Regions from separate parts of the Homo sapiens genome. Here region 1 is linked to region 2. Evidence: chromatin contacts called from ENCODE Hi-C or POLR2A ChIA-PET data. All regions are on one chromosome and are shown on one strand. The core of a region is the stretch at or near the end of the contact, and the rest is flanking DNA. Distances in the headings are between cores, read along the strand shown. Region 1 has its middle 64 kb from the start of CASZ1. Region 2 overlaps KIF1B (kinesin family member 1B).

Region 1 (2,915 bases), core at 115-2,614, 480 kb after region 2:
AAAAAAAAAAGACATGATGGTGCTCCTCTGTGCTCTTAGCTACTTGGAGGCTGAGGTGGGACGATTGCTTGAGCCCAGGACGGGGAGGTTGCAGTGAGTGGAGATCACGCCACTGCACTCCAGCCCGGGCAACAGAGCAAGACCTTGTCAAAAAAAAAACAAAAACTTTTAAAGATGAGGAAACTGAGGCTCAGAGAGGTTCAGTAGCTTGTTTGATGCTACACAGGTTGTAGGAGGCAGGACCAGGATTTGAGTGCCCAGTGCAACATCCATGTGCCCCAGTTCTCCTTCTCTTTGAGAGCCATCTCTGGTCCCAGAAAAGAGGGGAGCAGCCTGCACTCTGGGGTGGGACAGGAGGAGTTGGAGGAAGAAAGGGGTTTTTCAGGCCCTTTCCAGGGCATCTGTCTCCAGTAAAGCCCCCTAGACTGGGACTCCCAGCCTCTCTCATCTTCTCTACTACGGACTGCGGAGCACACAAGCCCTCAATGCCCCCATCTGGCTTGCAACACCAGTCCCCCAAACCCAGCCCACACTCCCCCACCCTCAGGTACTCTAGGTACTGAGATAGGCCCCATCCCAGGCCCCCTGTTGCCATTGTCTTCTCCAGACAACCATTAGCATATGTGCAATGCAATTACCCTTCAGCTCTCCTGGCCCGGGGCTGACACGGAGGTCCCCATCCCCAGTGATTTGGGGGGAAGGGGGGTTATTACAACTCACAAAACCTTAAATTAAGAATGAATAAGAGAAACGTTGCATGCCACTTCTGAAAGGCTGCCAGCCCAGGCTGGGGTGGGTGACGGGTGTATTATACTCTGCGCCGACGGAGGAGCTGATGGATGTGCCCGTAGTGGGGAGGACGGAATAGCAGCTGATACCTGTCCGCTCCAGGCCCAGCGCTTTTCCAAAGCGGCTGGGTGTGGAGAGTTCATCCCCAGCTATCCCCTTACGGCTGCAGGGTTTGCAAAAGGCAGAAGTAGGTCTTGAGCTAGACTTGGGTGGGGAAGGGTAGGTGTGATCAGAGAGCCTCCCTGGAATAGTCAAAACAGAGCTTGCAGGTTGCAGAGGAGTAAACCCTTCAACCCCCAGGTACAGAGCAAGGGGGCAGAGGTCCAGGTCGAGAGACCAGTGTGTGCCGAGGTCCTGGAGTGGAGGGTCACGGCGCACGGCAGGTAAAGAGCTGGAAAGGCATGGAAGCTGACCCTGGAGGTGGAGAGGCGGGAGGAGGGTGTGACTCTGGGGAACTGGGCAGGAGTCACTCTCTGGCGAGCCTTCTTGTCCAGCGTCCGGATTCAGGATTTGGTCCTAGGAATGCCAAGAGGAGGAGTGTGCAATGTGACTGTGCTGTGTTTAAACAAGGTCCTCTGGCCACGGTGCAGGGAACAGACTGGAGTTGGCAGAGACTCTGTGGACACTCCAGGAGGCCCATGCGGTGGGCTGGGAGAGACAGTGGCAGCCTGGGTAAAGGAGATGGGGGTGAAGGAGAAAAGCAGGCAGACCAGAGAGGGTCAGTTACGGGAAGACTGATCAGTCGTGGTGATGGTGGCGGGGGAGAAGAGGTGGCGGCAGGGATGAAAGCCGGATTTGGGTCATGTGCAGCTTGGGAGATGGTGGAGCCACTTATCTAGATAAGGAAATGGAATGGGGGCACAGATTTGAGGTGCAGGAAGAGAAAAGGTTTAGGTGTGGATATGAATGTCATCACCTTCCTAAGCTATGGTTTCCTCTGTCCGTAAAGTCCGATGCCACACGTGGCTCACACAGAGCTGCGGAGCAGGCCTCTGACACTCAGTTCTGCTGTTCCCCAGTGTGAGTGTGAGTGTGCGTCCACGGGCTTCTCCTTCGACCACCATGAGTGTCAGTTTCCTCAGGGGGCAGGGCCAGTGTGAGGCTCAGAGGAGAACCAACAAGGGAAGCACGTTACAGCACGAAAACATTAGGCAAGTAAGTGCCTATGTGCACCTTCCCTGCTCACTCTGCGACCCTAAGCAAGACCCTTATCCTCTCTGGGCCTCAGTTTCCCCAGCTTGAGTCTGGAGTCACAGGCTGTCTCAAGAGGGGCCTTCTAGCTTTAATGCCCTCTGTCAGGGACAAGACCTCAGGACTCAGGCCCACGGCCAGCCCCCAGGAAAGGGGCATCCCAGCCCAGGCCTGGGGGCTCTCGGGAAGGTGTAGCCTGTCCACTGCTGCTTGGCTGAGCTGGAAGGTGCCACCCATCAGCTTGCCAGCGAGAACCTGGCTTCCTCCTCCATCAGAGCTTAGGGTTGAAGGTGGGTGTTCTGATGCCTTTCTCCTCCAAGTCCCACCCCCTGGTCTGTATCTCAGGCTATGCCCTGTGCCTCCCACAGCTCTGGGGAATCAGAGCAGGTCAGGCCAGTGTCCCCTGGCCCTGGGATCTGGTGCGGTCCTGGGCCCCTCCCACCTTGCACACATCTCTCAGGCCTGCCAGTCGGCAAGGAGCTGGGAGAAGCGGCGGCTTTGAGGTCAATGGGGATGAGGTCACAGGCAGGGGAAAGATGGGGCTGACAGCCCACCACACCCACAGGGGCAGGGTGTCAAGATGGGTCCCTCCAAAGCCCTGTGACCCTGGGATTCAGGGGAGTCGGGGGAAGGGAGGAGAGAGCAGCTCCCTTCCCCCAGCCAGGAGCCCTGTGCTGCTGCTCATATATCTGTCCCTGGATAATGTATATCCAGCTTATGGAAAATATTCATAATGCTCCTTACACCAAACTGGCCCCCTTCCATAGTGCGTGATCTAAAATTAAATCCATTTCAAATATACAGTAGATCGAGTCAAGCTAATATAAATGAAACATGATTAATAGGCAGAACACTGTCCTCCTTAGCAGGGCTGAGGAGGCAGAGCTGGGGCCACTCTAGCTCTCCCTCCCCACAGCCCCCAGCCCCCCAAGGCC
Region 2 (3,264 bases), core at 515-3,014:
AAAACACAAAAACTCTGAGGGGATCTGGTGAATCTCCAAATTATTGTGGGTGTACTTTGGCTTCCTTTTGTATGATAGGTCCCCATCATGACCACCTCTGATGTCTGTGCTGCTGTCACCAGGCACCTTTGTTTTTCAAGACAACATACTTTTTTTTTCTTTTCTCTGTTTGTGATATCACTTTAATTTTTCTTGGGTGGCTTAGAGACTAAGGGAGGAGACATCTGGCCTTTTTAGAACCTGAGAGGAAAAAAAGAGTCTTTTTTTCCCCTCTGTCTCTTTTTGCCATGGCTAATCCCTGCATTTCCATTCAGGGAAAAGGTGGTAGTGAGCATAGAACTGCAACAGTTATATTCTGAGTCAAAGTTGGGGCTTTTTACGGCATAATTATGGAATTTTTATTTACTGGTAGAGAGGAGACGAGAGGCTTTTTCAGTGGGCCTGGGACAGTGGCTGCTCTTGACTTTGTGTGAAGGGAAATGCCAAGGATGCTTCTGGTGGACTTCAGGGGACCCCAGGGTTTGGCCGTGGGCCGTGATGGCAGCAGGCGGTGGGATGCTTGTAGCTCCTCACAGCAGGATTCCTGCCCACTGTTTTTTCTCTGTTGGGAGGGAAGCTCTTTTCTAGGAGTGTCTCAGTTCTGCTTTTGGCATTAGTGATGGTGGTGGTACAGTTGGAATTAGTGCCATGTCATACACAAATGTTCCACAAGGCGGGAGTGTTTCACTTTCTGGTGATAAACTTGATGGTCATTGTTATGATTAAGATAATGCCGGGCAGGCCGGGCACAGTGGCTCACGCCTGTAATCCAAGCACTTGGGGAGGCCGAGGCGGGCAGATCACGAGATCAGGAGTTCAAGACCAGCCTGGCCAATATGATGAAACCCCGTCTCTACTAAAAATACAAAATTAGTCGGGTATGGTGGCACATGCCTGTAATTCCAGCTGCTTGGGAGCCTGAGGCAGGAGAACTGCTTGAACCCAGGAGGCAGAGGTTGCAGTGAGCCAAGATCGCGCTATTGCACTCCAGCCTGGGTGACAGAGCAAGACTCTGCCTCAGAAAAAAAAAAAAATAATAATGCTGGGTAGTGACCTTGTGATTGTTACAGCTCCCTTTGATCAAAGAAATATAGCTTTCAGGCATAAACCTGGAAGTCTCCCTCTGAATCCAGCAGTTGTTTTCATTGATGCTTGTCAGGTTGAAGATGCTTTCAGTGATGCTCTCTATACTCATAAATAAGCAAATGTGGCAGGCTTTGCTTTCTGGATCCCAGGATTAAAACTAACCGTGACCACTACTCCAAACAAAACACAATATGCCTAGGGGCACGGATGAACGTCCAGGGAGCCCGGGCCCCAGGCTTTGTTGCGTGTTCCCTGCTCCTCTCCATCTGGTGTGGAAACACTGCCCAGGGAGAAAGGAGGAAGCTCACTGTGGACAGTCTTCTTTCCTTCTGACAGACCAGGTCATCTGGCTTCCGAGATCATCAGAGAAGATAAGTCTGTCTCTTTCAGCTGCCAGTAAGTTTTCCAGGATGAGAGGGGAAAAAGAAAGCCTCCAGTGACTTCAGTTGCTTTGCCAGTTGTCTTGGGATTGTTTTACACCATCCTTTACTTCCCTTGCTCAGACCTCTCTGTTTCACCATTGCTCAGGCATTCAGGAAAGTATCTGCTCACTCCCACTTGGTGAGTCCTCGGCCTTGAGGTTGCTGACTCTCAGGCGTTAGGCAGCTGGATGACTTCCCGCTTCACGCAGCAAAGGCCAGGGGCTTGCGCGCCTCTGCAGAGTTGTTGCTAGGGAGACTTGTGTCATCATCCACAACCTTGTTTCTCACTTCCTGGTTGGGCTCATCTCTGAAGAACAGGTCTCCCAGCTTCGCTCCTTATCACTGCATTGTGAAGAGGAGGAAAAGTGAATCACGGAGAGAGAAAGGAAAGGATAGAATCACAGGCTGCGTCTGCACCTGAAAAGTGACCCGCGGAAACTCTATGGCGGATTTTTTTTTTAACTTTCTTCTTCCTGTTAAAACATAGGTCACTAACTGTGATGTTATTTGTTTTCTAAGTGGTATGTGAGATTTTCTAATGTAGTTAGAAGTTTCATTGTCTGATGGACACAATATGCCCTTCCGGTTCTATTCAAACCAGCAGGATCTGTCGGTGCTTAGAGATGGCTGCCTGGACTGGAATCAAATCTAATTTCAGGGAAATGAAGATGGAATTTGAAGGTCACTTTTAAAATTAAGTCATTGATGCTGCTGTTACAGAGTGTGACAGAGGATCCATGTCTGTGACACAGGACGGTGGGAAGCCTGAGAGAGAGTGAAATTATGTGATACACTGAAATGACTTTTGTTTTTCTTCTAACTCATACAAAACTGGTTTGGAAAGTCTTTGCTTTGGAAGCGTCAGACATTAGAACAGGCCAAACTGGACTGTCTGTTCATAGCGTGCCTGAATAAGAAGGCCTCTTAGGGAGCCAGAGGGAGCAGAGTGGTCGTGTCCTGCGTGCTCTTCACCCTCTGGGGCGCCCCTGCTGCGGCTGGCAGGTGCAGACAGCCTTTGCTGGTCCCCAGCACGTCCAGGGTGGGTGCTCCCTTGCCCGACAGAACCATCCCCACTGTGAGGCTGTGAGAGATTTGTGGCAGGAACTGTTTATGAGGCTCTAGTTGTTGCTGTTGTGGCGGGAAAGTTAAGAAACATAGCCCTTAAGGAAACCACCTTTATGTATTTTCTTAAAGCACGCCTTTAAATAAGCAAAAACTTTAAAAGGCAGGAAAGAGAATTCTTAGGCAAATTCAGAGAAATAAGTGCTAGTTAATACTAATCACCTCCTCCTCTGTCTCTCATCCTCCTTTCTCCCATCAAAGCAAAATATGGCCTCACCACCAGCCCCAAATCAGTGCTCAGACCCTCTCTGTGTCTGTGTGCCCTCCTGGGAGTCAGTCAGCGCTCAGGCCAGGACTGTGCAGGGCCAGCCAGCCCATGCGCTAGTCAGGAGCACAGGCAAGGGGTGCTTGTGGCAGTGGCCGGGCACCTGAGCCCCAGCTCGTTGTTAAACGTGCTGACGGCAAGGGGCAATGGAGTGAGTTTCCCAACTAAGAAACCACTATTATATATTTTTTCCCTTCAGTCACATAGACTTCAGACAACTCTCCTATTTTTTATGGATTTTTCAGCTCATTTCAGATGAAGGAACTAAGTCATTGTGAACTGTCTCTTGAGATCTAAAAACAAGATGACTTTTCCTGGCACATATTCCAA

What was found. A loop is a pair of places that touch in the nucleus more often than their neighbours do. ChIA-PET counts read pairs that join two places held with the same protein, here RNA polymerase II (POLR2A). Pooled maps may share reads with other maps.
Region 1: a loop to region 2 is called in a map with no recorded cell type, with 2.5 times the contacts of the local background. The contact joins two enhancer-like sites. A Hi-C loop is called at or near these places in 1 of 168 maps with a recorded cell type or tissue (endothelial cell of umbilical vein), 2 of 37 single-sample maps with no recorded cell type and 4 of 50 pooled maps. POLR2A ChIA-PET finds 5 or more read pairs at or near these places in 1 of 52 experiments (GM10248).

The regions. Positions count from the first base shown.
Region 1 is chr1:10,859,570-10,862,484 of GRCh38, forward strand. No RefSeq gene overlaps it. Among named protein-coding and RNA genes, the nearest start is that of CASZ1, 64 kb to the left of the region's middle. RefSeq lists enhancers at 981-1,481, 1,861-2,362. Within about 2 kb of position 1,365, at least 5 of the 41 ENCODE cell types and tissues checked have a DNase peak (open chromatin) inside an H3K27ac peak, as active enhancers do.
Region 2 is chr1:10,376,878-10,380,141 of GRCh38, forward strand. KIF1B (kinesin family member 1B) reads left to right here. Exons shown (of 49, transcript NM_001365951.3): 49 at 1-3,264. Among named protein-coding and RNA genes, the nearest start is that of PGD, 21 kb to the right of the region's middle. RefSeq lists a silencer at 690-789 and an enhancer at 837-1,337. Within about 2 kb of position 1,765, at least 17 of the 41 ENCODE cell types and tissues checked have a DNase peak (open chromatin) inside an H3K27ac peak, as active enhancers do.